5 separate regions of the Homo sapiens genome follow, and all the other regions are linked to region 2. The links are chromatin loops, found by intact Hi-C in ENCODE. Cell type or tissue: natural killer cell. All regions are shown on one strand. Links, peaks and the distances in the headings refer to the core of each region. The heading gives the core; the rest is flanking DNA. Region 1 overlaps LINC00578 (long intergenic non-protein coding RNA 578). Region 2 has its middle 66 kb from the start of LINC00501. Region 3 overlaps LINC00578 (long intergenic non-protein coding RNA 578). Region 4 overlaps LINC00578 (long intergenic non-protein coding RNA 578). Region 5 overlaps TBL1XR1 (TBL1X/Y related 1).

Region 1 (5,987 bases), core at 646-5,645, 240 kb before region 2:
CTTGCATAAAATTCCTGATTTGTGATATTAAAAGTAAGCTGATTGATTTCTCCAAATTATGATGACTATTTCTAGACATAGGCTTGGTTTCTCAAAAAGGATTAGCTAATTCCACTAAAAAATTTCCTAAGCAAGTGTTTCATGAACATTTTTAGTCACTTGACGATCATTGATTGAACCAAACTCTGGTCACACTAGCCAATATATAAAAATATTATGAAAATGAATTGGATGGGGAGAGGAAAACACAACCATAGATTGACAAGACAAACACCAAATCTTTACAATACATAACACTGGGAGGTGGGATGATGGTTGATTTTGCTTCTTAGTTGGACTTTTCTGAATTTTTCAAATGACCTACAATAACTATGCATGACTTCTATAATTAGGAAGGAAGTTACACATTTTTATTTATTATAAGAATGCCATGTTAGATGAATGAACTACAAAATTGCAATTAAGACCAAGAAATCACAACAAAATACATTAGTAACAGAAGAAACCATCCTGAGACACCTCTCCCTGAATCTCTTGCAAATCATTAAGGGACCCCACCCTCCAGGTCATCATTAAAGGTAATTGTTCTAGAGGATTCTGAGGGAATAACAAAGTCTATACTTACTCCCTTCCCCAAACCAGGGCAAACAGCCAAATGTAAACATATTTTTAAATCTTGCTTTATTGTGTTGTTTATTCAAACTCAGTATTTTAGAAACGTATTCACTTGAGACAGAAATATAAGCAGCCTGGATGTCGGGGGGTTTGTTACAGGAGCACTGCCTGCCAGGAGGTGTGGAATCGTGAAGGGTGGTAGGTAGAGTAGGCACGGGGTGGTATGTAAGTTTGTGCAGGAAGGAAATAAAGAAGAGTATAGGCTTTGCCCAAATGTATGGTGTTTCTGAAGCCTTCCTAATGTCTAACCTATGAGGGCACACGCACGTGGAGCATCCCTGGACCCCCAACCCCACCCTTCCTTCCTCTTGCTCCATTCTTTCCCACACCCTTTCCACTTCTGCCCTTTGCTTGTATCACAGCTTCACTTGTCAAGGTTCTTATATGAAGATCTATTGTGTCATTTTAAAGATTTGTAAGGGCCCACATTGCTAAAACATAAAACGAACAAGAACTGACTTGTGTGCATAGAATAGGTCTCTTTCCTCAGAAAAGGAAGTGGCTTGGGAAAAAAAAATCCACAGGGTAGTTTCCAATATCACTACATTCTGGAAGTCGAGCTAGAGGAAGTAAGTTGGATGCTTACTTAATAGCCCTCACCAACAATGGTTTCTGGGACCAAAATGAATAGCACTTTTTGTTTTATTTTGCTTCTACCTTACTTTATACTAATTATATGAAGTGGGTTTTTCAATGTACTCTCTGCTTTTACATTCTGTCATCAGCTCACTTCCTCCCTCCCCTCTGCTTCCACCAGTTGGGGAAAAGTCTCTCATACATGATTATTGGCAAAGTGTTCCCACAAGTCATTAATTGAATCCTATTTCCCACAATAGCCATAGTACAAATTATTTTACATATCCAATTGCAAAATAGATGGCCCTGAATTTGTTTTTAAGACACTCATGTTATACAACTCAACTAGTATGGATGGAAGAAATCTAGTCTTTAGCATTATATATTGGTGTCCTAGTTCGTCAGGATCAAATTGATAAATATGAGAAAATTAAGCTAGGCGCTAAGTTTCGTGAGGGTATGGACCATTTCTCGCCACCCACCCCAATGCCTAACACAGTCCTGGCATGTGGATGGCATCAATAACATTTGAACTAAAATGTAATCGAATTGAATAGAAGTTTAATGATATCGCCAAGCTTAATTAGGCTGCAGCACTGTAAAAAAAAAAAAAAACTGGATCCTAAATAGACTAGTAGGTTCAGAAAACCCTGTCTGGTGGGTATCCGTCTGCACAGCATAAACAGACTGCTGCATTGACTGGAGAGAAAATAGGGAGGTAGGAATTTGCCTATGCAAAGCCAAGAAGCTGGCACTTTCCACCATTGGGTATGCAACCTGGTGAAATTTGGCAGTCAGTCTTAGCCAAAGGGGAAAGAAGCCACTCTGTCTTTAAGGACAGGCTTTCTGGAGAGACCTGCTTTCAAAAATCTCAAGGCCGTGACAAGTCACCACAAATCCGTCCTTTGCTAAACTGACTCTAAAGTGAAGCAACTGACTCCCTTCTGTGTTCCAAAAGCTTTTACATATTCAAGAGTCTTTTTCATACAGTAGCTCCAGAAAGACCTTTTTGAGTTTTTTTTTTCTTTTTTTCCATTTTAAACATCTTTTGTCTGGCAAATAAAGTCATCCTTCATCATTTTAATGTGTAAAACATTTCCAGCCAAAATGTGATTGAACTGTGCCAGATCAAAGGTTATAATGCAATTTGTCCAAGTCAGTAGGAAAATAGAATGTTAAGCATGAGAAACATTCTGAGACAGCAGGGGTGAAATGTAGTCCCCTCTCCACTGTGAACAGGGTAAGAGAAGATGAAAACCCAGGAAAAACAATTCAGCAAAAAAACAAGAACATTCAAAAGCCCAGAAGAGAATTCTGAAGTGCGGAGAAGACCTGGAGAATGTCATATTAACGATGAGTGGCAACTGAAAAAAAAGAAGAAAACCTTTCAGGAAGTAGAGGATACACGAAGTCAACAGGAAATGAACTGTGGGTTATTTAAGGTTATCTGAGAGCTAAATGTGCCCTAAGTGTGACCCAGTAAAGGAGGAAAGGTCTCTATAGAGATGCTAAGAGGTTGTCTGCTGGATGCATTACAGTGGGTATTAGACTTCTGGTTGTTTTTTTTTTAATCAATATGTGATCCAAGAATCACATCAAAGAAGGCCTCTCCTCCAAGCCCCATAAGCCAAACATAGGCTGCCTACGTTTGAAAGACCTGTACATACACAGATCCCATCCCTCAACTGCCTCCGTGTGTTTTTAATGGACTCTTCACAAGCCTAAACTGGCTATGTTCCAGCCATGAAGCATGAGGCTGGAGAACAGCTTTTTTGTCTTCACCAGCCAAGCATTCACTTCCTGTGAAGCCAGATAGATAATGAGAGGGAAACAAAACCGCGTTGCAGGGTCATCAGTTCAGCCTTGCCGCTTCTAAACAGAAATATATGTAGTGAATCAAAAAAGGCTTGTCTGAATGTGCCTTGGTCGAAGCACTGAGAGTCTACCTAGAGCATTCAGCAATGTCTGGAGCATTTCTGGAAGCCATCCACAGGAAACTGAAGCCACCGCATTGATTTCATAAGGATTCATTCTCCCCAGGCTGCTGGGTTTAAAATGGGCTGAGTGAGCCAGAGTACAAATTCAAATTTGCTTAGGCAATACCGAATCCTGCTAGATTGTAACCCTCTGCTGCCAAACTTCTGGAAAACTGCTTAAATTATGGCCATAATGTCTCTTGTCAGAAAACAAATGGATAAAGTCTTCTCCCACTTCCTGGGAAGAAACCAGTAAGCTGGGATAGCTTGGAGCACACTGGAACATTGCAAACCACAAATGTCTAAATTACCCAGCCAGGTGAGTCCATCCAGTTCTGGTCTGAAATGTGCCCTGAAGCAATACAGACATGCAGAACAGAGTTGCCCTGGCATAGTCAGCAGCGTGGAAAGCTGTGTGATTAAAGCCAAGGGATGTGCATGGGAGTTGTATGAGTGAGCAGAAGGAGGTATAGCTTTTGATACAATCTTCCTCCTTTGGGATGGAACACTTACACCTCTGGTTTTCATTTGCAAAGAGAAAAAAAAAGCAAAAGAATAAACAACAGAAAATATGACTTTGGATGCTTCTTTCAACATCTGAGTAAACCTTTAAGGAGATTCCAGGCAATAGAACTTGGCACTGTGCTTCACAAGTTGGTGTAAAATAACTGGTGCCAAATGCTAAAAGGGAATATCCTTATGACTCTGCATGAAAACTCTGGCAAAGCCCACTCCCTTGCAAAAGGGTCTTCCATGATGCTTTTGCCACAGAAATCCAGTATAATTCCACAGCACTGGGGTCTGGCACCTTTTCCTGGCATGACTCCTTGCTGTACGTATATGTGTATATCCAAGCATCTATGCTTAATGAGCATGCACTCAAATTCTATCTGGCTCGCCTAGTTAACAAGGTTTGGGCAGTCAGGAATATGTTGGGGCAATCACAGCATGGTTTTAAGATAAAAGGAAGGTGTTCTCTTCCTGGAAAGACTCCAGCAGTCCACAACCTAGACAAAGCCACGTCTGAGTCAGAGCCTGTGACCTGTGAATGTGACCAGTTCCCCAGAGTTTCTGGAAGACTTCACTGTAGTCTCCTTCAGCAAGTGAATTGCTCCCAGTCCCACCTCAAGCAAGTTGACACTGAACAGCAAATCTGCCCTATATTCAGCTGAAAATTCATGTTGGTTTGAAAGCCAAGAGGAGGGGATAAAACCTCTTGATGAAGCTAATAGGAGGGGTTTACATAAAGATGCAAATACAGTTGAGAATAATCTCCAAATTGGAGGTGGGGTTATGATTGGTCCTCATCTCTAGAGATATAGACAAAATCATTGCTACTTTAATTATTCATCGACATAACACAGGGATCAGTCACTACGGTTTAATAAGAGAAATTGTATTCTAGCGCCACTGACCTCAAGGAGCTTACAACAGTCATCATAAGCAATACTTGTAGAGGTGTTTGACATTTCACAAAATGCTTGTTGCATGTATCAGTGCAGAGATATGTAAGAGAAACATAAACTAAATGAGAATAAAAGAGTCATTATAAACTGGTGTATAATAATACATCAAATGACTAGTACTAAGAGTCATCACTGGGATATCAGAGGAGAAAATGGCTGCTTCAACCAACCAAAGGATGATTGGGAATGGAAAGTTTATGAGATGGGAGATTTGAAAGAGGAAAAACATTCTTACCAGAGAAGATAAACATCTTTTTTTTCTGTCAGATAACAAACTATATTTTGAACCTTTCTATGTTGTAGGCACTGTGCCAGGTGCTGGATTTATAACCACAAAAACAGAGGGGCAGAATGTCTGCATTTCCAGTGGGCAAGACAGACAATGTGTAAGTAAACAAGTAAATAAACAAGAGAATCAGATAATGCAATAAGTGCCGTGAAGGAAATAAATAGTGATGTGACAGGTCTTTTTTTTTTTTTTTTTAGTTCTCTATTGTGCACGTAGCAAGTGCTCAGTTAGTTCAATCTTATTAAACATGTGGTAGCACAAAACTGCATAATATTTCAAAATAAAAGCTCCAATGACAATTTCACCAACTCCTCTGCAGTTGGAAATCCACCAAGTGTAAATTAACTTTGGCCTGCTGGTTACCCTCAAAACAGCAATTGCATGCCTCCTTCACTCAGTGTTCTGGGCCAAACATACAATCAAAGTAGAACAAAATAATGAGGGCAGAAGAGTCAAATGATGTATGAAAATGAATAAAATATTGTTATAATATTCAGAGGCAAATTTATGATTTATATAGAAAATTTCTAATATATTCGCTAGTCATGACTTTGAAAAGGCAGAAAATGATGTGAGGAAGGCAACCAAAGATTGTCTTCCTGAAAACAGAATGCAACTTCTTCAAAGGTGAAAATCATAGTCATAGAATTGGATACACAGTGCCAAGAAAACAACTTGATTGCTCCCTTGTCACTAATTGGTTAAATAAAACAATTTTATTTCCGTTGTATGATTGCAGTCTTAGTCTGAGGCACACTGTTCCACGTTTAGTCTGATGTTTGACCCCTGTGAAAGAAGCAGAAATTTGTCAACTGAGGCAAGATGTGTTAACAGGGATAACAGTGTGAAAAATATTAAAGTGCCTTCTCTCCAGGCTTAGTGAGACTTTCTCCTGCACCAGTGGTGGGGAGAGTGTTACAAAGGGAAAGCAAAGAGAAAAAACAAAATAATATTCAGCTTCTGATATTCAAATAACATTTTTCAGCAAATAGGCGCGAAAGCAGG
Region 2 (5,987 bases), core at 425-5,424:
CTACACTACAGCCTCCAGTCTCGGAACCACACTGGATGGGTTCCGTTGACCTTTGCAGAGTGGTCTTTCCCTGTGGGGAGGCTAGAAAAATACTGAAGCAGCTCATTTCAAGTGGATATCCTGCTAAGGTATACACAGATTCAAATGCTTTCTGCAGTCAAGCAAGTAGCTTAAATGAGGGAACCTGCCTATGGGTGAGAAAAGAGGGAGAGGCTGGAATTGTAGGCAACAGAAGGCTGTGTGCCGGGTTTCAAAGGGGCAGCTGCTATCCAGCCCCACCCAATTGTTGACAAGGCTTCTGTTGCCTGCAGCTTTTTACTTTTCAGGAAAAGCTGGATTTTCCTGTGAATCCTCTGGATTTTTAATCCAACTTTTCTAAAAACAACTGTTCAGGCTAACCTAAATACAAATGGGAGCTAAATCCACGTTCAATGTCTGCACCAGTGCAACTGGAAGTGTGGTCCCAGGTTCAACAACTGTTTCTTGCATTCCACAATGAGATGTGCATAGCAACTGAGAATAACACTTAGAAATAGCCATAACAGTTTGACAGGGTAATTTTGTCATGTAATTTTCTGAATCTAATAATAAAAAATTGGCTTGTATCTTATACATCTGTTTTATTTCCCTAATTTTTTAGAAACAAAAATATCAGTGGGCAGTAGATTAAAAATCTTGCCCATGACAGTTTAAGAAGCATTGCTGTGGTCTTCATCAAAGCAAGCGGACCACTGGAGGATGCTGTATTTGATAACTGAATCTCCGTGTCTAGAATCGTCACATGGACCGCCTGAAAGAGACAAGCCTATGAATCAAAATGCAACCAGTTCTTTCCAGCTGACAAATATTTGGCAGTAAAGAACCAGAGGAACGGGGGAAATAATGTCACTCCCGGAGGACCGCTCCTAGCCCATCAGATTACCAGGGTTCCTCCAGGGCCAGCTGTGGGAGGAATAGCCTGATGCCACGGTCACCTGGAGTTCCTTCTCCCTCCCACAGCACAGGAGGACCAGCCCCTTAGAGGCCCTCACTGAAGGGCAGAGGGCATGCTCTCAGGCGGTCATTTCTGTGTCTACCTGTTCCAACACACTGAGCTTGTCCAGGGCAGAGACTCCTGCTCCTCCATCCCCCCAACATGGCTCTTCTTCACTGAATTCTCTCCTCCTCTGCCAAATATAAGGTTCCTTGCTAGGCAAAGAACCTTGTCAGCCTCTAGTTAGGGGTGCTGAACTTTGGCAACTGGTAGCCTGCCTCCTACTTATCAGGTTCTATCCAAGCTGATCCTCCAGACTTTGTCCTCCCCTGCTTAGGCAGAAACTCTAGGGTAGGAAGTCCGTTGCCCGCTGCCGAAGCTCAGCACCCAAAGCAAGGTGGCCCACGTCCTTCCCTAGCACGGATCCCTATAGTAGGCAGTTGTGTCTGGGAGAGGCTAAGGCAAAGACGAGAGGGTCAGCTGGGCTAAAAACCGGAAGTGCTTAGAGACTGAAGAGTTTCTTCATCTTGAGAACCAAAAAGACAGACTGTCAGGTCTGCATGCTCCTCTCTGAGCTGAGGGAAACCCCCTAGGTAAATAGCTCCCAGTTGGAGGCGAGTGCCCCGACCCTTCCCCACTTCAGCAGCTTCAGCCTCCAGACTCAACACATGCTGGGCCATCTTGGAGGTCTGGTGTTCCAGGCCTCCCCAGCTGCCTGCACCTCCGAAAGGGGAAATGGGGGTGGGGTGGGAGGGCCAGGCCTGGGGAAGTGATTTTAGAAGTGCAAGTCTGGTGGGAGAGTTTTTCCGTCAGACCATCTGGAGGGAAGTAGTCATAATCTACTACAAGTTCTCCCGAAATGATCAAGTACACATAGGGAAATTGTTACATTGTTGAAAAACATGTCTGCTTCGCTTCCTCCTGGGGAGCTCTAAAGACTTTTATCAGAGATGGACTCCCTGCTTGAGGTACAGAGAGATTAAGATGAGGCCAAAGAACAGCTCTCTCCCCTTGTAATTCTCCAGGTAGCCAGTTTTCAGCTGGCTGCCATTTTTTGCAATTTAAGATGCTAAGAGAATTTAAATGAGATCAGCCCTGTGTGTGTAAAGAAGGAAACAGTCTGTATGGCCAAACAGAAAAGGTACCATGTTGTATGAGTTACTGCCTTTCACGTTAACTGGTGTGTGTGTGTGTGTGTGTGTGTGTGTGTAGAACAAAAGTACAGTTGTCTATACAATTAGTTATTTAAGCTATTTCAAGTACCATTACAGCAAGGGGGAAGGGAGGGAACATCTAAACTACATAAAATTATTTTTAAAAATTCGTTCTAGAAAAAAGGAAATGCCAGAGTAGTAAGATAAGGAGTCTTAATTAGCAACAAATTCATCTATTTCCTTCCTCCAAAACCGAGACAGTCTTCTAAGGCAATTTGCTTGGAGAGCAGTTTTGCGCCATAAATCTGGGACATGTTTTTCATGTGTGTTTGCCCTGTGTGAGGCTTAAGAAAAACACAGCAACCAAACCATCCAGTTCAGCCCTGGAGGGAAAGACCTAGAAGACCTAATCACCCGTGATGGCGATTACATAACAGAGAATCGCGCGCGCGCGCGCGCACACACACACACACACACACACACACACACACACACTCCAAGAGTCTCAAAAAAAAAAAAAAGAAAATCAGCCTTTGGCTTCCTGTCACAGAAGATATCTCCTTTTTTTTTTTTTCCTTTGTGAGGATCACTAAGAATGCTTCTTAAAGACCAAGTGGATGTCTTTGGTAGAAATAGAGGTCACTTAAGGATGATTTATAAGTGCACCCGAAGGCAAAATGAAGCATGTATCGATATCTAAAGTGCATCTGCATTTAGTGAAGCAAAAGCTCATAGTCTGTTTCTAATTTGTGCCTTGCAGATGCCCTCCCCACTAGGGAAAGGCCTGGCTCTGAGCAGCCGCCCCTCCCCGAGGCCGCCAAGCTCCCAGTTCAGGCCCTTTCTTGGGCAGCCGGAGTGCTCCTCTCTTAGATAATGCCAGGTACTCTGGAAAGTAGCCGTGTAATAATACACAAACCCCTGATGATGTCAGCGTGTTATTGACTTTCCAAGTCTGAATGACTGAGCAGAGGAGCGGGGGTGGGGCGCAATCCATCCGGCAGCGCGGAGACCGGCCAAGCGAAAATGGGCTCGCCAGCCTGGCGGGGGAGGGGCGGCTCGCAACAGCGGCGGCTGCTTCGAGCTCCGGCTCTGCCGCCGCGGCGTCGGGGTCGCTGCCGCCCAGCCCAGGCGGGGCTCGGGTTCCCGCTCCTCTGATGTTTACGTTTGGTCAAAAACTCCTCAGACAGAAATAACTAATGCCTCCCCCCGGAAGCTTTTACCACGTGGCAGAGTGGGGTCACAAAGGGGGGAGCAGTGGCACGAAGGGGATGGGGAGGAAGACCTCCCTGTTCCCTCCCCCACCCTGCAGGGGCCTTCCTCTTAGGCTGCAGAGCCGAGGGTCGCTCTCCGTGGTGGAGTTCCCTCTGCAGAAGACCCCTGGAAAATTGCACTTCAGCAGTGGTGACATTTTATAGGCCATGATTTGCTGCATTTATGGCTCTGGCAGTGCAGGTGCGGAGTCGTAGGCTCCCGTTCTCACCCTGCAAATTGCTCACAGTGCAATCTGTCATCTTCAAGGCTAGGTGTGAACCGGGCAGGGTTGCCCTTAAAACGGAATTGCAGTTAAAGGCCGGGATCTGGAAGGAAGCGCTCTACCCCGGGGCGTGGCCTTTCCCACCGGCTCTGGACCTTTCCTTCAAGCCCCGCCATGCGCGCCCACCGACTTGGCTGTCGCAGCCTGGGGGCACTGGGCGCCCTGGGCTCTGCCTGCCTGCAGAGCTCTCATTCTTTCCGTTCCAGGCCTGTGGAATCCTCCAGTGAACAAGGCCTCATGCTGGCCTCTGCCCCACCCCACTGCGAGGAGCCGCTCCTCCTCCGAGGCCTATGGTTTTTCTCCCCGCGGAGTGGGCTTGGTGGGAGCACCGCGTGGCGCAAACAGCACGGGGGGACTTTGGAATCGCCTGGACTTGAGCCCTGCCCCACCACGTGTTCGCTGTGTGAATGTGGACAGGGTGGTTACCCTCTCTACAGCCCGCGTCTTAAAATGGGAGTAGTAACAACCCCCTCAACAGTTGTTCTGAGGATTAAGTGAAATTCAGATTTCATAGGAGACCTTTTTCAATAGTCAAGTCTCTCGCCTTTATGAGTCAAGTTCCACTGGGGCCAGAGGCCCTGTGGTTGTTTCTGAAAACAAGGTCAGCAGAAGTGCTAGACCCATTGTTTCCTCAACTCAGCCCTTCCCCCTACACTCCTGGCAAAGTGGAGCCCGCAGCCTCTTCCGACCCACTTCCACCTTCACCCACACCCACAGGCTTACAGGGCAGAGCTGTTTTGTTGACGGGGCGGGGGTGGGGGTGGGGACGTGGAAACTGTACCTCTGACCTAAGCTGGACCATTCACGGCCCTTCTCAAATTTCCCTCCCCCACCTTGCCACAGGGGATTGGTCCCAGCGGGAAGAGCTGACATATTTGAATCCAATCAAAAGCCTTCTTGGGAAATTTTGAAACTGGAAGTGAAAAAGTCAGTTTCTCCCCAGGGCTAAAACTGCAAGATATTATAACATACATGACCATGTTTCCCATGGTCAGGAGAGGAGAGGCAAGGCCAATCTGAAGGCAGAAACAGAGATAAAGATCGAGCAGAAAACAAAGATAGAGCCTCAGCCACAGCCAGACAGGCTGGGAGAGAGCGCTGAGGCCAACAGGAGTCTAATGTTATTGGCAGCATCGGTTCCTGTGTCCCTGGTACAGCCCTGCCTGCCCCCGATTCCTTGCGACAGCCCATTATTTTTTGCCACAAATTCTTATTGTTTAACCTAGTTTGTGTTTTTGTTGCTTCTAATCCAAAAATCCCATGGCATTTACTAGTTTAACTTACACAGTATGTCAGTTGAGTTCAAGAGCTCCCCAGCCCCATTATAACCCCCCGAGAAGTCTTCTATCCTCCGCAGCATATGTCAGTGCCCCATAACAAGGTGCTCAATAAATGCTCTTCAGATTGCACTGAGCAAGTTGTGAGTGGACGGGAAGTGCCCTGGTGGCTGTTGAAACTGGAGGCTTCAACTGGTTAATTTAAAGGGGAAGCATCGCCAATTGCCACAGACTTCTAGAAGCCCATTTATTGTACCCTAGTGGTAATTAGGGCTTATTCAAGTGAATAGAAAGAGAAAAGAGAAGAAACTTTATCCCCTCTAAATTGCATTTAATAAAAATCTTGGAGAAAATGAGTGAATTGTCAGGCTTAATAATTTCCCCTGGGTCTTTGTTGGAGGGAGGCTGAGGAAATGTACAGTATTCTACATTTATAGGACAGCAGATCTGCATTTTAACAGAGTAAAATGCAGTCGTGGCTTACCCTCCTTTTTTCCCCCTTCATTTGTTTCCAAAGGGTTTTTTTCCAGCTCATGAGTCACTTCCAGTCAGATTCAAAGACAAAAGCCGGCTAATTGTGTGTCCATGAGTCAGGGTCCCACCCTGCCTTATCTGAACACCCTTTCTAGCTCTGAGAAGACAGAGCAATTTTCAGCCTATAAGGCATTGAGTGGAACCTGTTACACACCGCTTCTGGGTCAGGCTCTTTAGGGAGCAGTCCAGGCCCTTCCATTTCCTTCTGGCATCTGGCAGCTGATAGCACCTTGGGGTGTTTCCTTGCCAGTGTTATTTTCAGTCAGGAACTGTGCAGTCTACCCTGTTCCTAAGGCACCCTGTTGAGCCCAGAGAGATAAAGGTGAATTTAAAAGGAGGTCTAAACCCTCTAGCAATTTATCATATAATGAAGGAGAAAGGCAGAAAAGAATCACTGTTAGACAAGCTTTGAGGGTTATGGAAGAGTAAGTGCTAAGACTAATGATTTCTCAGTCTGCACCCCTTGCTGTCTCTCAGCAGCATTTTATCTGGTTGACTTTCCAACTACTTGAAAC
Region 3 (5,987 bases), core at 286-5,285, 180 kb before region 2:
CTGTAATCCTAAACACCTAGTCTTCCAATACAAAAATTCAGCCTCCCATGTGTAACTGACCCTTGCCTTGACAGATTTCTGAAACTATAGTTCAGAAACTATTGCAACCAGAGTTGCTAGGGAGTAACTTTGCCCTTTCCTGCCTAGTGATTTCTTTGGGGGAACAACTCATAATTTACAAGATATTTTCAGCAAGGCAGCCCGGCCTGCAGGACTGGGACCCTTCCTGAGCCCACCTGTAACTTCATGACAAATGCTTTAATAATCTGCCTGTTTGCTGCTTCTCGCCCTTCAGTGCTTTGCTCTAAAGACATTTGTTTTTTAAATCTATCTGAGGAAAAAGCCCTGGATAATGCAGCTTTTTCCATGATTCTCTCCACGGCCTGCCCACAGGTCAGTATTCAAGATGCCAGTGCCTCAGAGCCTAATTATTAGATGACATATTTCCTCCCGAGGCGGCACAAGCTGTTTCTTCCTTTCATAAGGTAAAAATGTGTGGACTAATCCATAATCAAACAAGGAGGGAAAATCTCTACTTAGCATAAGCACAGTCCAGAACAAAAGTTCTAACACCAATTAGTAACAATATGAATTTAAATCAGAATAGCCAATTTGCCAGTATGAAAATCCCAACCAGGAAAATGTTTCTTCCTTTTCTACAATAACAGCCCCCTCATGTACAAATAGTAGAGTGCCAGAGAGTTAGAGATCCTCTATTGGTATTTTAAAATTCTTCTATGCATAGCCATTGTCTTCATTGCAGCAACCAACCAGGGTGTTGCTGGGCAGGAGAATGTGCAAAATTATCCCAGCAGGTCATCTAATAGTGAACATGACTATGATATGGGGGCTAGCTGGAACAGCCATAAAGCTAAGATAGTACTCAGTAGAAAGAGCAGGGGGATCGGCCAGGCATGGTGGCTCATGCCTGTAATCCCAGCACATTGGGAGCCCAAGGCAGGTGGATCACCTGAGTTCGGGGGTTTGAGACCACCAGCCTGGCCAACATAGTGAAACCCCGTCTCTACTAAAAATACCTAAATTAGCTGGGTGTGGTGGTGTGCATCTCTGGTCCCAGCTACTCAGGAGGCTGAGGCAGGAGAATCGCTTGAACCCAGAAGGTGGAGGTTGCAGTGAGCCGAGATTGCACCATTGCACTCCAAACTGGGTGAGAAGAGCGAAACTCTGTCTCCAAAAAAATGAAAGAAAGAAAGAGAAGGAAAGAAAGAAAGAAAGAAAGAAAGAAAGAAAGAAAGAAAGAAGAGAGAGAAGAGAAAGAAGAGAAGAGAAGAGAAGGATTCATGAAGTTCTAGTCCACCTCTTCCTCAACACAGCTGTGAGGCAAGGAGCAAGTCATTTGCCCTTTCTGAGCCTCAGTTTCCTCATTGTAAAATGGCAAAAGTAATATGTGAAATGTCTTGGGAATTAAAGTGCCACTCAAATGTAGGAGATGATTAGTAACAGAATCATAGGACAGTTTTCCATTGAGCCCAAAGGTACGAGCAGCACAGTCCCTACCTAATTTGGTGCTATGGTGCAGCTATGGCTAAGAGTCGATGCAAATGGAACCCTCATGGGTGTTACCAACTGTATCCTCGCAAGAGTAGTTTTCGTCTCCCTGCACCTTAGGCCTTCAGAAATGAGTTTTTCCAAATATTGTTTGAAATCACAGAAAGAATTCACAACCAGAGTATATATACCTGCTTCTTTGAATAAGTGCTTCTTCTCTTACAAGCACTGAATCTAAGATCTGAGGCTAAAGATGGGTGAAACTCTTCCTCATACTCTCTAGGGATAAAGTAGTGGCATTCTTCATGTAAAATGGACTCTCTCCATTGGCCCCATGTAGTATAATGTTCAGATTTACAAATTTGTATTTTATTCCCTCCAATGAATGCATAGCAATATATAATACAGATAGATCCAGTTAAAGACACTTTCAGACCCTGAGTGACTGAGTTTAAAAAGTCAAACACAGAAATTAGACAAATGATATATGTGAAGTAAAGAGAATTTGGAAGCATTGATCAACAAAGAGGATATATTAAATATAGAGATGAAGAAAAGTAACTTGAACTGAATGAAAGAACAATGAAAATGTTACACAACATTTTAAAAGAGGCACCAATGACAAACATTGGTTGAGTAAATAATTATCTTAGGGAAAAAGTCAGGAGAGCACCTTAATTAAATTACTTAATTTAATTAAAGAGTTTCATTAACTTATTAAAACCTTCAAAAATCCATGGGTTTCCTCTAACAAAGCCTGCTGAAGCCCACTGTGGGCGGGATGCTGTGCTCTCAGTGGAAGGGTAATGCCAGAGAAGAAGATGGAGGAGAACTGGGTTTGAGCCCCAGTGTTATCCTTTGCTGCAGGACTTTAAGCAAGGTGCTCAGCTTCTCTGGGTCTGGTTTCTACAACTGCAAGATGTGTGATTAGACTAGATTAAAAGTAGCAAACTGGAGATCAAAAGGCTGCTCTCCAAATGAACCATAACAAAAACATTTTGGAAACTACATAAAAATCAAGACTGCTGGATTTTCCTGAAAAGTTAGAGTAGCCCCTCACTTTGGTTAGCCTTACTGTACGCAATAATAGGCTGGAGCTGATTGTCTTTCTGCCAGGGGAAAGTATAGTTCCCTAGTGGTATGTGGAGTCAGCAAATGTCTGCTTACACAATTACACTTTGCCCTGCTTCACTCACTTAAATTACCTGCCCGGGCCTGGGAGCATTTACATTTGTACCACTGAATAGCTGTTCTCCATCATCCCATTTGGTCTTCAGACTCCATAATCCTTTAAAGCTCTGCACCTGGAATGAAAAATCCAGCACAGTGAATTCTCGTCTTACTCTCTAATTTCAATCATCCCACCAGTTGGAGAAAAGCACTTAGAGATTTGGATCTAGAAACTGAAACGTATGTACTGATGGTCTGAAAACTCTTTAAAAAATAAACTAACCACCTTCCACCCCTCACGTGTCACTGTGGTATTTACTTTAGCTTCCTGTTCATCCGCTTTGCTTCCTGTCCAAGTTGATTTCTGCTTTACAGTCAAATGTACAAAGACTTTCCATAGTAATCAATTTCAAAGCATAACATTAATCTTTTTCACTTGAACCAAACACTTCAGAAACCTAAAATGCTAACTTAATGAGAATAATACCTGGATGCCAAAGATGGAACCCTTGAAGCTTTTTAAACAACTAAAGGATTTCCTGCAAACACTAAATCTTGTCTCTTACCCCTTTTTAAACCACTTCCATAAAAGGAAATATATTCTATTTTGACCAGACCGAGCACAAACACAAGGTTAAAAATGTTTGCCTGACACTTTTCAATACCCCTGCTTTGAATGCAGCAGTTTGTTTTGCTGCCGTATTTCTTTCAAATGATGTGCTTTGTGAGAATTCTAGATTCATCAAAATACCTATAAGCAAAGTTTTTAGTAGAAAGCGTTAGCTAGCTGCTTGCATGCTTTTGAATGTGAGAGATTTTCCCATATGTTGCCATATCATTTAGATTATATCTAAGTGATGCCAAAAAACTGGAGGAAAAGAGGGAGATTCTATTATCTATGTTTTATCTGCAAGTCACCAAACAGATAGCTGTTTCAGATCACCCAGCTGTGTGGCAACATATAGCTAAAACATCTGGGTGATTAGCTGAATTACTCATTTTCATCAAGACATTTTGTTCTCCTATAGACAATATCTGAGCTGTACACATGGATGTGTACAGTATATGCGTGTGTTTACCTATGTACATGTGTCCCTAAGATGACAAATTTAAGCAATTGTTTTAGACACAAAATGCAGGGTGAGATCTCCCTTCATCTCCTGCTGGACGATTCTAACAACCAATGGCTCTTTTCCATCTATGCCTGCCAACCCTGAATCAGGCCAAGGAGCAAAGCTGGGAGGTCAACCCAGGCAAAGCCAGCAGAAAAGGGCTGTACTTCCCTTCTTTGCAATCCCAAGCCAAGAATTGCTGACCCTGAGTGTGCACACAAATTGCTGGTAGATGAGGCATTGGGGAATGCAGCAGGGGCGGGAAGAATCACAAAATAATAGAAAGCTACTATTTAAAATGTGCATATTCGGTACAAGGCTCTAGGCTAAATGTCTTTACCTGCATTGTCCCATTTGATTCTCACAATAACTCTTTAAGGCAAGAACTATTATTCTCACTCTCCTACTTTTTTTTCTTTGGTTTTTTGGTGGTGTTTGTTTGTGTTTTTTTGTTTTTTTTTTTTTTTTTTTTTACAAATGAGGAGACTCAGAAAAGTTAAGTAACAAGCAAGTGTCTGTATTTGAAGGCAAGTTTGTCTGACTTCCAAACACACCTCTTAGTAATGCAACTACACTGCTTAGTCTGGGTTGCAGGTGGCCACCCTCCTCAAAGTGACACTGGAGCACTTTCAAAGCATGTCATCCCAGGCTGAGATGATAGTCCTGGTTAAGCTCCCTCCCCACAAGATTATAAAGTAGAGTAATGGTGACAACTGCCCCTGTGCTGATCCAAAGCTTCACTACTGAAACCTTAGTTAATTCCCTAAAATCTTTGAGCAGGGTTCGGGAGGAAGAGGGAACCAAAGTTACGCAGTCTTCACAATAAAAATACATGCCATTTGAATCACTAAAGTGGGCAAGGTATAATTTATACTGTTATATTTCAAGCTGACTAGTTCCTGTATTTTCTAACAAGTCCAGTCTCAAACATTCTCTCTCTCATTGTCAATCTATCTATTTTGATTTGGGGTTTATAAAATTAGACTGCTGAACTCCCATGGTAGACTGTGACCTCATCTACCATCTTGGTATGTTACAGTTATTTGAGTTATGGATGGCTGCAATTATTTTATTAAATATATGCTCACTATAGCACTTTTAATATATGGCCATTAAATATTGTGCTTAAGGGGACACTTCTCCCGGAAAAAAAAAATGCATGTTTTTTATTCTTGGAATCTGGGCAGGAATGATATATCACATCATGGTACCATGAGGCAAACAATAGAAGATATTGAACACAGAAAACTTTTGAAACTAAACAAGCAAATAATTGTCATCCCAATTATTTCATTATGGCTGACAATAGAATGACACAAAAGACTGAGTGAGTGGCTCCCAGAATGGCATGACAATCATAAAAGACTCAAGACACAAAGAGACAGCAGAATTCATACAATATGCAGTGTACAGTAAAACCTTGTTATTCTGATCACAGATCTTTTTCCCCGAGTAGTATGTAATTCAAAACAATTCCCACTCCTCAACTGCCTAGACAGTCTTATTGTTAGTTTATTAAAATACGAGCTCATTTTAACCTGGCTAATTCAAGTCAAATTTTGCCAGCCCCTTACATGGTAACTAATGAGATTTTACTTCAACTCTGTTTCATCTCCTGGCCTCTGACTACTCCCAAATTAGTTTCACAAATGCAATTGTGCAGAGTAAAAGAAAACCACCATACTGAATGGTAATAACACATGTGGAAAAATATATGTTGAATAGCTGTTCTTTCATGACTTTCTGAGTTCTCTGCCCTTTTTAAAATTTCCCTTATGTTTATATATTAAACTATAATCTGAATGTACTCAAAGCATGTGATTTATAGAAAAAGAGAAGGAAAGAGAGGAAGAGAGATTTAAAGTTTTTCACTGCTAAGAAAAACCATTAGTATCTAATAATAATAATATATCATAATAATGCAATGTATTGGCACTGACTACATGCAAAAAAATTTTAAATATTTTATAGAGTCTTCACAGTAACCATAAATTCAGTACTATAAGCCTTCTTTTGTTGATGAAGAGAGGCACAGAAAGGTTAAGCAACTTGCCCCAGGCCATGAAGTTGTAAGTGGCCAGCGGCTGGACTCAGGGTGAACAGCAATTTAGGCCTCTGGTTAGGAGGACAAAGATGAGGCTGGCCAAGTCCACATGCTGAGCTCCATCTTCCTTCCTCCCACCTTCACTTGACTCT
Region 4 (5,987 bases), core at 273-5,272, 320 kb before region 2:
GCCAGACATAAAAGCAGGAAGTGTTAACAATGCAAAAGATACCAAACAAAACAAAAACCCAAAAAAAAGTACAGGGAGGGGGGTGAGTTGGCAAATAATTAATCCATCTGTAGAGGAAACCAATTATTTTGTCTGCTAAATACGCTTCCCTTCTTCTAAGAATAAAAGAGGTTTCCTCTACTTCTGGGTGTTGTTCCTTCCAGCCCCCGACCTCGAATCCTGTAATACCCACGGGAACTGCACTTTCTTTCATGGTCCCACTCCCCTGACCATAATTGATTGGTAAGGAATGAGTCCTAGCAGCATGTAAGTCCTCCGGTGCCAGTTTCTTCCTGTAACCAACTACATCCTTGCTTGACTCTTTGTTTGATTTTTCAATCTTTTTTATCAATAATATGAGTACCCAGCTAGTGAATTTCCCCTTTGATGAAGCCAATTCAAATCGGATGACCGTTACTTGCAACTCAAAGAGTCTTATTAAACTTCTAAGTGATTAAATTCTGACTTGCATTATAATTGTTTGCATTCTTTCCTCCAAACTTCTAGGTTGTAGAGCAAACACTGTCTCATTCATCTTTGTGTCACAGTAAGTGGCTAGTTCTATTAATTTGTACTAAGCAGGTAGTATCAAGCGAGTAATACTAGTTACAGTAAAAATAAATGCCCAGCTCTTAGTTTCTTGACACCTTACAAGTTTATTTCTCACCCACCTTGATGGGTGTTCTTAAAGGGGAAGTGGCTGTCATCTAGGTGGTGTTTCAGGGACCCAGGCAACTTTCATTTTGTGGCGCCACCTCTCATGGCCATGGCTCCTGTGCTGGATCCTGCACAGGCAGGAGCAGATAGCATGAAGAGGCCTGCTACTTCTTAGCTACCTGGGCCCAGAAGTGACCTGCACCTCTTCTGCTCTCATTGTGTTGGTAAGAAGCAGCCACACAGATACAAGGGCTGAGAAATACCATCCTAGCTGAGCAACAGTTCCTAGCAACAGCTCTACTCTATGGAAAGGAGGTAGTAATCTTTGGTGGAAAATTAGCTATAAGAGAGAAAGAGAAAGAAAGATGCATGGGATGGGGGAAGGAGGAAAAAGAACAGAAACGAAGAACGGAAGAAAGAAAAAAGAAACTTTAGAGCAAGGCAAAGAGAAAATACATTATGGGGGCTAGAGATGGGGAAAGATTGCTTCAAGGAGCAGGAATCGAGCCTTTTGTTTGCATTTTCTTAATTATATAAAGCCCACTAAAAACATCATAGATTATGAAAAAACAAGTAGAGGAACTCTGCTGACTATCTTAGTGAAATGGCAACACTTCTAACATACATTTTTTTTTTAAATTCCTCTAAATTATTGCCCTTAGAATCTAAGCAGCATAAGTCAAAGGTCATAGCTCCAACAGCTTTCCTTGTCAAAATTATCTTCACAGGAAGCAGTCAATCATGTAAAAGCACAAAGCAATCTGCCAAAGGACTTTCCTTAATGGTTGAAATTCCAAGGATGCAGAAGTCTTAAAATGGTTGTTTCTTCTAGTCAATTGAATCCCAAGTCCCTTCTGTGAGGACAATGTACAACCCTTGGAACAAACAGAAACATTTCAAAGCCTCTCTGGAGACCTTCCAAGTGTTTTTAAATTAATTTTTCTCCTGAAAACATTCAAAGCCCAAACCCCCATATACCTTCAATTATATTCTCTTGGTCATACATGACAGTTGGATTCTGGTCATGAAGTGTTGTTCTGGGGCAGATCCCAGTTCTTCAGGAAAAGGAAGAGAATCAGGGAGATAGGGGTTTTCAACAAGTCTAGACCCCAATTATGGAGGGCCCCAAGAACTGCAGAGTGTCATAGCAAGTTCTCGGGCACTAAAGGGAACTTCTAAAACACAAAGACCATATTTCATTCACCCTTGTATTTCTAGTGCCTAGCACAGTATCTGACACCAAGCAAGCATTCGATAAATATTTGATGAATAAATAAATGAATGGAGCTGGAATTTAGTGATTATGTCTTGGATGCGAAGTGAGTATTTGGCCTCAGCAACAAAGAGCACAAAATAATCTAGAACTGGGGCACAAGATTGGAGCAAGACAAAGAAGACATACTAGATGCTGAATTTCTTTAAATACTTTAAGTTGGAAACCAGTCTAGTCACAGAGTCAAGAGCAAAGATGAGTCACCAAGAACTCAAAAGAATTTAGCTATTTAGGTGGCATGTTGAGTCAGGAAGCCAAGAAAGTTATTATTTATAAATTATTATATAATCTGATTGGAAAAGGTCAATAATAGTAAAAGATCTGGGTTTGTTCTTCATAAGCTTATCTGTTACTCCAAGAAGCAAAACCAGCCTTGAGCAATACTGTAAAATAAACCTCACCTTCTTATCTCCCCTTTTGTCATTATCTTATAGTCAGCAAATGCCCCTCCTCAGGTCCAATGGCTTTAAATTTTAATCACCCCTTACTACCCACATCATCCAGGGACAATACCACTTGCTCTTGCTTCAGATGTTCTCATCATAAGTGTACCCATCTCATGTCTCAATCATCAGGCTTTGCTCCAGCTGGTTGCCTAACTCACTCATCTGCTCATGAATTCAGAAAGGGCATTAGTGATAAATTCAGGTAAAATATAGTCTTGTTTATTAGTGCCTTCTGGAGACAAGGTCTTTGCCCAATGGAGTATCTCTAATCATGAACATTTCTAAGTGAAGTAAGGCCACTGGGGAGGAGATCAGGGGCTGGCTGAACTTTTACTGCCCTTTAAATCACACCAGGGGAGGCAGCTACTCTTTCTGTCAGATCCGGCAGGCTGGCTAGCAAACCCTTTTAAAACAGCAACTGTCCTGGTTAAATTAACGCTGAAAGACCTCTCATGGCAAAACCTCAGCCTGGGGCCAGTCAGAAAGATAACGGTTTCATTAGCTGGTATCTTTTCAAAAGGATGCCTGAGTCATTTCCCTTTAGACCACTCTGACTCCTCTATTTCTGGTTATCTCAAAACACTTCTTATAAATTAATAGTTGAAAGCACACATCAGTGGTCTGTGGTGTCCCTTATATATGCCTTTGAAAAAACATCACCAGATAGCTAAAGAACAAAATTAAACTTTTCCTCCAAGACTGTAACTGTACCCAAACCACACCTGCCCCAGCAGTTACTCACGGCCTAAGGAGGGACATCCTGCTACAACCCGATGATGAGTTTCAGGGTGTTTGTGTTCAAAAAACCCTGCAAAATACCAGGCTGCCAAGTTAATAAAAGGGAAGTGTTGGCAACCATTGTGTAGGCTTATGAATTTTACCCATTTTTCTTTTCCTAGTGTCACTACTGCTGCCTTATATTTTTTTCAGAAATAATAGAATATAAGTGAATTCATATAAATATATATGCATATATATACATATACATATATACACACATTCATACATATGTAAAGTCACTATTCCTAGAAATATTCCCAAAGGAAGCTGCCTTTTAAAATGTTTTTCCTTCAAAATAACAGAGTAGGTTATAGTCTTTGTTGTGAATTATAATCGTCTCACATATTCAGCAGACAGCTCTCTAGAAACTCAACCAAATACATTTTCCCTCTTGAACTGAACAGAAACAATAACAAAAAAGAAAAGACTCTAGCACTGAAGAGGAATGTACTTAGATCAGGTTTATAGACTTTATAGCAGACGATAAATAAGGTCACCCTGGAGCCATAAAGGCCAGAACTAATTGACATATTCAAGGATTCATGAAACCAACAGAATGTCTTTAGCCAACGGAGGACATGAAATTAAACATACAATGGACTGTATGTAGGAAGCAGACCCAGGGAAGCCAGTCAAATGATAGGAAATGGCAGAGGAAAAGTCAAAAGAGAAATCAGGCAAACAGCCACAGCCTTTTATAAGCTCAGACACCTGAGGATACCATTCTGTGACCCAACAGTTTACAAATAATAAAGTGATGGTGCTGAGTCTTAATGAAAAGGTTAGGTCATATCTGATAGACTGTTTAATAAGACAGGAAGATGAGCAATGCATCCTAGATAATTATCCATTAACAATGGTTTTCAGAAAGGTTTGATACATAAAATGTATTTTTAAGAATCTAAACATTGCAAGTACTTTATTCCTGAATGTCAACCAATAGATGAAGTGTGAGTATGTTAGTTAACCATGTTCAAGAACTGAGAACAATAGAGGGAGAAACTGTCAAATGTCTACTCTATTATTTTTTACTCCAGTTTTGTTACTTTCAAGTACTTGGAGTATTTTTAATTTTAAAGGACCTGTTTTAATAACTAATAATTAGATATGCATGTTCTCAAATTAACATATTGAGAGTTGAAGAATAATCCTTCTGAAAAGCTTCTATATATCTATTTCAGTCATTTATCCAAGTATGCCAGGGACACTTCTTCACTTCTTGGTCAGGAGATACAGTGGTGAAAAGGTTTTTTGTCTATCCAAATGGCATCCCAGCCTCAATATGATTTTGCTTTTACTTTTGCTTAGAGTCTAAAAATTCTTTGTTTGTCACTCAAATTATTGTAAATTCTAAATCAACTAAGTTTATATGAAGTGGCAATTGTGCTAAGCAGTTCTAGCCTCAAGAAATATTCAGATCAATACAAACCCATCCATGATCACCTGGACTCAGAATCTAGCCATGAAGAACCAAGTAGACAGTCACTGAAATAAAATAAATGCCATGTTAGAGCTGTAAACACAAGACTTATTATGAGAGCAATGACAAAAGGAGTAAGCATCGTTTAGTGTGTGTGTGTGTGTGTGTGTGTGTGTGTATGTATGTATGCTCACACATATATACATATAGATCCATTAACAATATATGTGTATATATGTATATATATGTATTGTGTGTGCATATATATATGTAGTGTATATTTGTGTGTGCATATATGTATTTCTGGCTGGAAATTAAATACATGGAGAGATAGATAGTTAGGTCCAGAGATAGATATGTTTTGACTCCAGTAACAGATAATACTGATGCTCTACTTCATGAAAATAAAAACATAGCATAGTAATTTGGGATTACAGCATCCACCATTAGACAAATCTAACCTGGAAACATAGTTCTGCCACCTATTAGCTGTGCAATCTTGAAGAAGTTACTTGACCTCTCTCAGCTTCTGTTTTCAACTATTAAGTACAGGTAATAATAGTATCTAATTTAGAGAGTTATTAAATCCTTTCATAGAGGAAAATCAAAAATCATTGATTATTTTCCTTCTGATTGATTAGTAGTATATAAATGCATTTTAAAGTAGTCTATGCTCTCCACACATTCAGAGGATTCTGGTTTTCATTTTAAAATTAGGTATAAAATGTTGTGTTCAAGAGTGCAAACAAGGAAGGGGGTTGGGCACGTCAAGCACACAGGTATACACACCCAAAAGAATAGCAACCAACAGCAAGGCAGAGGTAAGAGCTCCAGCTTTTTTGGAAGCTCTCCTGAAGGCCCAGATATTTTTAGATTATTTTTTAAATGGAAAACAGACATACACACTAAATGGCATAGAACAAACACCCAGAAATATTTTGCTTCGATTTTTCATGGGTTATTTTTACAGATCTGTCTTGCTGTGTGAATTTCATTGTGAATGAAATGAATCCGTGAGCATGCTTCCATGGAAACCTGTTTCTTTGTGATTGGCTGAGCGGTATCCAGGCAATTCAACAATACCTCAGAAAGTACAAGTACTGTTAATATTTAACAGACACAGTAAAACCTACCAACCCCAACCCCATGGCATTTGTTATGCAACTCACCATTAATAAAGAAATGCAGGTCCATCGTAACATTTTCTCACCCTCGAAATATCCTTGCAAAGTTTTTGTTTTTCCCCTTGTTGAAACCTGACATACAGAGAAACAGGAGTGGGGAGTGGAGGAGGGAAGGACAGGACACGAAGGAAAAGGCATAAAACCTTGAAGATGTGATCAGATAAAGCCTTATCATCCTTGTAATTGAT
Region 5 (5,987 bases), core at 308-5,307, 210 kb after region 2:
GTTGGTTATTTAGATCCTAAAATTGATTCTTCATTCAGAACAAAAAAATTATAAAATAACGGACTTGTTTCCATGGTAGCCAGAATAAGTAAGGTTGTTGACAAAAGCTAAGTGTCTGTTTCACAGAGATAACTTTCTTAATGGTGGAAAGATTCTGGGTGTTACCATATTGCTACCAGGTAGCTCTGTGTCCCCTGTGAAATGTGGTACTGTTTGGTGTGGAGGTGAGAGGAACTCAAGAGTTAATTGTTGCTTATAGTAGATCACATTATTCAAAAACAGTTGCTTCCCTTCTTTACTGGCTTCTCCCTACAGGACCTCCTATTTGTGGGAGGAGTACTTCCTTGTTCCTGTGGACATCAGGAATGGCCATGGAACTTGATTTGGCCACTGGAAGATGAGTAGAAGTGATTATTTGTCATGTCTAAGCTGAAGCCTTATTAGGAGCCATTGCATGAATGATTTTTGCTAATTTTCCTCAGCCCCAAGAAAAATGGGCCAGATAAAGACTATTTCTTTTGCTAGATTCCAGAATGAAGAAGATGCCTGTAGCCAACCTGTAGCTGACAACAAAAATGAGAAATACATTTTGCGCTGTCTGTTGAACCCAAGACCCTTTCAGAGTAAAACTAATTTAATAATCATAAGTACTTTCTTTCACTGTGTTGACATTTGCACTTTGGCTCAAAAGTGATGTTTTGGAAAACTTGCTGGTTAGGAAAAAATCAGTGCAGTTTCTTCAAACTATGTTCTGCAGCACCATCACCACATATTTATAGTAAACGAAGTTTTACTTGGTCGGGCATCGTGGCTCATCCCTGTAATCCCAGCACTTTGAGAGGCTGAGGCAGGAGAATTGCTTGAGCACAGGAGTTTGAGACCAGCCTGGGCAACATAGGGAGACCTCGTCTCTATAAAAAAACCAAAAATGTTAGCTGGGCATGGTGATGCGTGCCTGTAGTCCCAGCTACTTAGGAGGCTGAGCTGTGGTGATCCCTTGAGTCCAGGAGGTTGAGGCTGCAGTGAGCCAAAATCACGCCATTGCACTCCAGGCTGGGTGATAGAGTAAGACTACATCTCTTAAAAAAAAAAAAAAAGTCTTAGGAATCTCCTTGATGAAGCAGTAAAAAGTATTAATCTAAAAAAATCATGATCTGAATCTGAATCATTTTAATGGTCTTTGTGATGAAATGGGAAATGTTCATAAAATACTTGTGAATGCAAAAGTATGATGGTTTCAGAGGGAAAACTCTTGGGCATTATTTGAGTTATGAGCAGAACCAGCCTTCTTTAATTTTCGCTTGAAACAGTGACTCACTATGGTGATTCTGACATGAGCATTTTAGAGATATTTTCTCAAACAAAGTGAGCTTTTACTTTAAGGAAAACAACGGACGGTATTTGTTGCCAGTGATAAAATCTGAGATTTCACGTGATAGTTTGGGTTTTGGAAAATTATTAGATACTGTGAGCTTGATAGCTTCCTGTTATTTAGAATTTTTCTGATGATCTTGGTAAAAGTAGTAGTGAATACAACTTTTTTTTTTTTTTTTTTGAGATGGAGTCTCGCTCAGCTGCCCAGGCTGGAGTGCAGTGGCGTGATCTTGGCTTACCACAACCTCCGCCTCCTGGGTTCGAGACCAGCCTGGCCAACATGGTGAAACCCCCATCTCTACTAAAAATACAAAAAATTACCTGGGCATGGTGACGGATGCCTGTAGTCCCAGCTACTCGGGAGCCTGAGGCAGGAGAATCACTTGAACCCGGGAGGCAAAGGTTGCAGTGAGCCGAGATCACGCCATTGCACTCCAGCGTGGGCAACAAGAGCAAAACTCCCATCTCAAAACAAACAAAGCATATCATATGAAAGCCAGAAAACTGACTTAACCTGAGGCAGTATAGTGAAGATGTACTGCTGTACAAGCCAAATGAAAGCAAATTGCTTCTGAAATTCTGTTTGTAGAGATAGAGAAACCTTTGCCAGAATGATAGCTGCATATCAGGTACTGAACTAAGCAGATCACATATGAATACCAGCTCTTCCTTGTAGTCATTAAGATTAAAACACAGTCATCCTCTAAAAATATTTGTTTTCTGTATTAGCCAGACAGTTGTATTAAGTAGGTACCTGCTAGGAATTGCAATCCTTGCATCTTTCAGTTCTTTGACAATTCTTTCAGGAATGCAAATTACTTTTGTTTGGAGGGAGAGCTCCTGGGATCTCCATCAGACTTCCTGATAAAAACTACCCTGCAACTCCACCTGTCATGGCATCAGTATGGGAATTTTGTCTGTTGGAAAACTAAGACTGCCCTTTGCAACTATATGTTCAACACCTGGAGAAGATAACCAATAAATTGGGAGGGTTAATCTACTCTGATAAATGGACTTTTGACCAAAACTTTATTATTTGACCACTGTCATTCCTCTTTCTGACAAATGTGCCACATTGGTGCTATCTGGGTCTTTTAGAGATTTAAGAGTTAGCTTTTATAGTCCCAGAAAGGTCTGGGTGTTTCACTTTTCAAGTACATGGTTACCTTAGTAAGGGGCTGTTGATCTTTGTGGAAAGCCAAGAGGGAAATCACAGTACTTGTGATGTAATTATAGAGCTTTGTCTAAAGGATACCTTGCCTTACTGCCTTTATTCTAGAGGGTCTGCGAACTTTGAGAGGCTGTTATTTTTCTATCTTGGTGGCTTATGTCCCCCTTGTCAGGTCTCTGTATTCCATACATATTTGTTTACCCAGGTTAGGAGTTAGCAGACTTTTTCTATAGGGAGCCAGATATACAGTCACTGAAAAAAACAATGCAGTGCTGCCATTGTAGTGCTAAAGCAGCCATAAATAGTACATAAATGAGCTTTTCTGTTCAATTAAAACTTTATTTACTAAAACACAGTGGGTCAGATTTGCCTCCGGTTGTAGTTTTCATACCTCTGGTGTAGATCACATAGGATTATAGTGGAATGTCTTTATGTTACGGTTTTAGGGACTTTCCAAGGTTCCTGCAGACAAACCAGTTTGATAACCACTAGGTTCCTGTTCGTTAAGCTTGCCTGGTACCACTTGAAGTTATAATTAAACAGTCAACAAAATCAGCCTGTGCATTTGAGTTTTGGTTTTAAAGCTTTAGAGCAGGGGTTGGCAAACTGCAGTCTGCAGGCCAAATGTGGCCAGCCTGTTTTTTTGTGATCCACAAGTTAAAAATGTTTTCCATAATTTAAAATAATTGAATAAAGAAGATCAAAAAAGAATGATATTATTTTGTGACAAGTTAAAAATTACATGAAATTCAAATTTTCATGTGTAAAGTTTTATTGAAATACAGCCACATTGATTAATTTATGTGTAGGTTATGGCTGCTTTCTTTTTCTTTTTTTCTTTTTTTTTGGGACGGAGTCTCCCTCTGTCGCCCAGGCTGGAGTGCAGTGGTGCAATCTCGGCGCACTGCAAGCTCCGCCTCCTGGGTTCACGCCATTCTCCTGCCTCAGCCTCTGAGTAGCTGGAACTACAGGCACCCGCTACCACACCCAGCCAATTTTTTTTTTTCTAAAGTAGAGATGGGGTTTCACTGTGCTAGCCAGGATGGTCTCGATCTCCTGACCTCATGATCCACCCGCCTTGGCCTCCCAAAGTGCTGGGATTACAGGCGTGAGCCACCGCGCCCGGCCAGGTTATGGCTGCTTTCACTTCACAACTACACAGTTGAGTAGTTGCAACAGAGACCTTTGGCCTTGGAAGAATTACTATCTGGCCCTTTACAGAAAAACGTTTTCTAACCTTGGCTTAAGATGGAGAACGATTCTTTAATGTTGTACTTAGTAACTGCCTCTTTCTTTGTCAGTGCCATGAGTCAAAAATTTATGCTGTGAATATGTCACTTTGTGTTTTTTTTTGAGACGGAGTTTTGCTCTTGTTTCCCAGGCTGGAGTGCAGTGGTGTGATCTCAGCTCACTCCAACCTCCGCCTCCCGGGGTTCAAGCGATTTTCGTGCCCCAGCCTCCTGAGTAGCTGGGATTACAGGCATATAGCACCATGCCCAGCTAATTTTGTATTTTTAGTAGAGACGGGGTTTCTCCATGTTGGTCAGGCTGGTCTTAAACTCCCTACCTCAGGTGATCCGCCTGCCTCCCAAAGTGCTGGGATTACAGGCATGAGCCACCATGCCCGGCCTGAATATGTCACTTTCTTAACTCCAACACTGTTAGAAGCAGTCATCCCCACTCCACTGTCCTCGTATATCTGTGGCATGACCTTCATAGATTTCTACCAGTCTCACTTGTTCCCCAAAGCGTTGTTTTCTTTAGTCACTTCATTGCAGATGACCACAGTTGATAATTTAATTCTGTTAGAGCCTGAATGAACTATCAGAGACCCATCTTATATAATTAGCTGTACCCTCACTGAATTGAAACCTAAACAATTGGATAATATTCTCAGATTCCCATCACCTTGAAAGTTTGCTCATTTACCTACTTCACATGGTAGTTACAATAATTTAATGAGATAAATATAATCTAGTATTTTACTGAATTTTCACTTGCACAGGCACTGAGCCAGGTGCTTTTCACACATAACAAAAAGTTTAATTTCAAAGGTTAGCTGATAAATATTTTAAATTTAGGAATAAATATCCCCCTGCCCCATCATCACTTCACGTACTGTAAAAAACTTACAGCATTTACAAGTTTTAAAATCACATTAAAGTGGTTGACATAAATTAATATCTTTGCCTATAATATTCCTTCCCTTTTTTTTTTGACTTGTAGATACAGTTGATTTTTGTCATTCACTGTAGTTATGTTCTTTATAGTTGCCTTGAACACTGACTTAGCAAATACTGAGCATCGCTCCTACGGGAATATGCAGGGTTAGGTTCCTGTAGGCCTCGGTCATAACATTTTTGTCAGCTGATCAATAGTAACTGTGTGTTTCTGTTTAAAGATAACTTCCTAATATATATTGTTGATTGATTAATATTGCATTTAGAGTCAACAGCACTAAAACTCATATGAACAAAGCTTATTTCCCACACATATTTTCTCTGCAGCCTTTTTGTACTTAGCAATACTAGATAGCCCTAAGCATAGTGATCAAGTGCTATTTTAAATAGTGAAATGACCAACAGAAAGCACAAACATGCAAAAACGTGGCACTAAATAGACCACCCAAAGGACATTTGTTTGCCATATGATGGCTGAAACAAGGCAGAATGCTGTCTTTTTTTTGTCTTCAGGTGGGTAAGTGTACAATGGGCACCTCAAATTTTTCATCATTTTGTGCATGTCCACATATGATTGCAAAAGTGCTGCAAGTATTAATTTTGGTGCAAGCAGGCAAATTCATAAATGTGAAATCCATGAATTGGTGAGGATTGACTGTATTTCCCTTGATGCCACTAATTTATTATTGTAAATTTATTATTTTAAATTTTTATTTCACTTGCTTCTTAAATTTACTTATTTTAATCGTAAATAGACATAAAAATTTACTATATTAACTGTTAAAAAATGTATAGTTCAATAGTGTTAAGTAAATTCCTACTGAGGTAGGAGACGGGACTTGACTCCAGAGTTGGGGCTTGGACTTTGCACCAGGTGAAGACTAGCTGAAGCAGGGAAGAGATGAAAACACTTCTCCATAAAGACATGCCCACCAGTGTCATGTTAGTTTATCATTGCCATGGCAACACCTGAAAGTTTCTGTCCCTTTCCGTGACAACAACCTAGACGTTACCCCACTTCTAGAAATTTCTGCAGAACCTGTTCCTTAGTTTGCGTGTAATTAAGAGTAGGTGTAATTAAGAGTAGGTATAAATGTGACTACAGAACTGCTCCTGAGCTGGCCCTCTGGTCATACTGCTAATGGGGGAGCCCTGCTCTGCAAGGAGCAGTACTTCTGCTGCTGCTTCCACTAAAATTGCTGTCAAACACCACTGGTTCACCCTGAATTCTTTCCTGGGTGAAGCCAAGAAGCCTCCTGGGC

Evidence for each region. Hi-C counts contacts between places; a loop is a spot of excess contacts. Peaks named below come from ENCODE experiments on the same cell type or tissue, not always from the same donor. Only the 100,000 strongest peaks of a DNase experiment are listed, where the experiment ranks them.
Region 1: a loop joins it to region 2, with 12 times the contacts of the local background. A loop is called at or near these places in 23 of 110 quality-filtered maps.
Region 3: a loop joins it to region 2, with 4 times the contacts of the local background. A loop is called at or near these places in 6 of 110 quality-filtered maps.
Region 4: a loop joins it to region 2, with 11 times the contacts of the local background. A loop is called at or near these places in 8 of 110 quality-filtered maps.
Region 5: it touches region 2 in a loop (3-fold over the local background); 8 of 110 quality-filtered maps call a loop at or near these places.

Annotation. Positions count from the first base shown.
Region 1 is chr3:177,594,711-177,600,697 of GRCh38, reverse strand. All of the region lies in intron 2 of LINC00578 (long intergenic non-protein coding RNA 578), which reads right to left. Among named protein-coding and RNA genes, the nearest start is that of LINC00578, 160 kb to the right of the region's middle. In natural killer cell, for the core only: no CTCF peak of the experiment used is centred there; DNase peaks (open chromatin) are centred at 2,677 and 3,007; H3K27ac peaks cover 1,631 bases.
Region 2 is chr3:177,357,154-177,363,140 of GRCh38, reverse strand. No RefSeq gene overlaps it. Among named protein-coding and RNA genes, the nearest start is that of LINC00501, 66 kb to the right of the region's middle. RefSeq lists enhancers at 1,476-1,675, 2,966-3,260, 2,771-3,612, 4,286-4,580, 4,467-4,706 and 1 more. In natural killer cell, for the core only: no CTCF peak of the experiment used is centred there; DNase peaks (open chromatin) are centred at 2,550, 3,100, 3,600, 4,320 and 2 weaker places; H3K4me3 peaks cover 1,849 bases; H3K27ac peaks cover 3,260 bases.
Region 3 is chr3:177,536,221-177,542,207 of GRCh38, reverse strand. LINC00578 (long intergenic non-protein coding RNA 578) reads right to left here. Exons shown (of 4, transcript NR_047568.1): 2 at 2,715-2,813. Among named protein-coding and RNA genes, the nearest start is that of LINC00578, 97 kb to the right of the region's middle. In natural killer cell, for the core only: no CTCF peak of the experiment used is centred there; a DNase peak (open chromatin) is centred at 2,997; H3K27ac peaks cover 1,507 bases.
Region 4 is chr3:177,676,804-177,682,790 of GRCh38, reverse strand. All of the region lies in intron 3 of LINC00578 (long intergenic non-protein coding RNA 578), which reads right to left. Among named protein-coding and RNA genes, the nearest start is that of LINC02015, 140 kb to the left of the region's middle. In natural killer cell, for the core only: no CTCF peak of the experiment used is centred there; a DNase peak (open chromatin) is centred at 3,150; H3K27ac peaks cover 1,353 bases.
Region 5 is chr3:177,142,158-177,148,144 of GRCh38, reverse strand. The region is part of intron 1 of TBL1XR1 (TBL1X/Y related 1); the gene reads left to right. Among named protein-coding and RNA genes, the nearest start is that of TBL1XR1, 52 kb to the left of the region's middle. RefSeq lists a silencer at 3,310-3,604. In natural killer cell, for the core only: no CTCF peak of the experiment used is centred there; DNase peaks (open chromatin) are centred at 1,343, 1,954, 2,564 and 3,024; H3K27ac peaks cover 1,883 bases.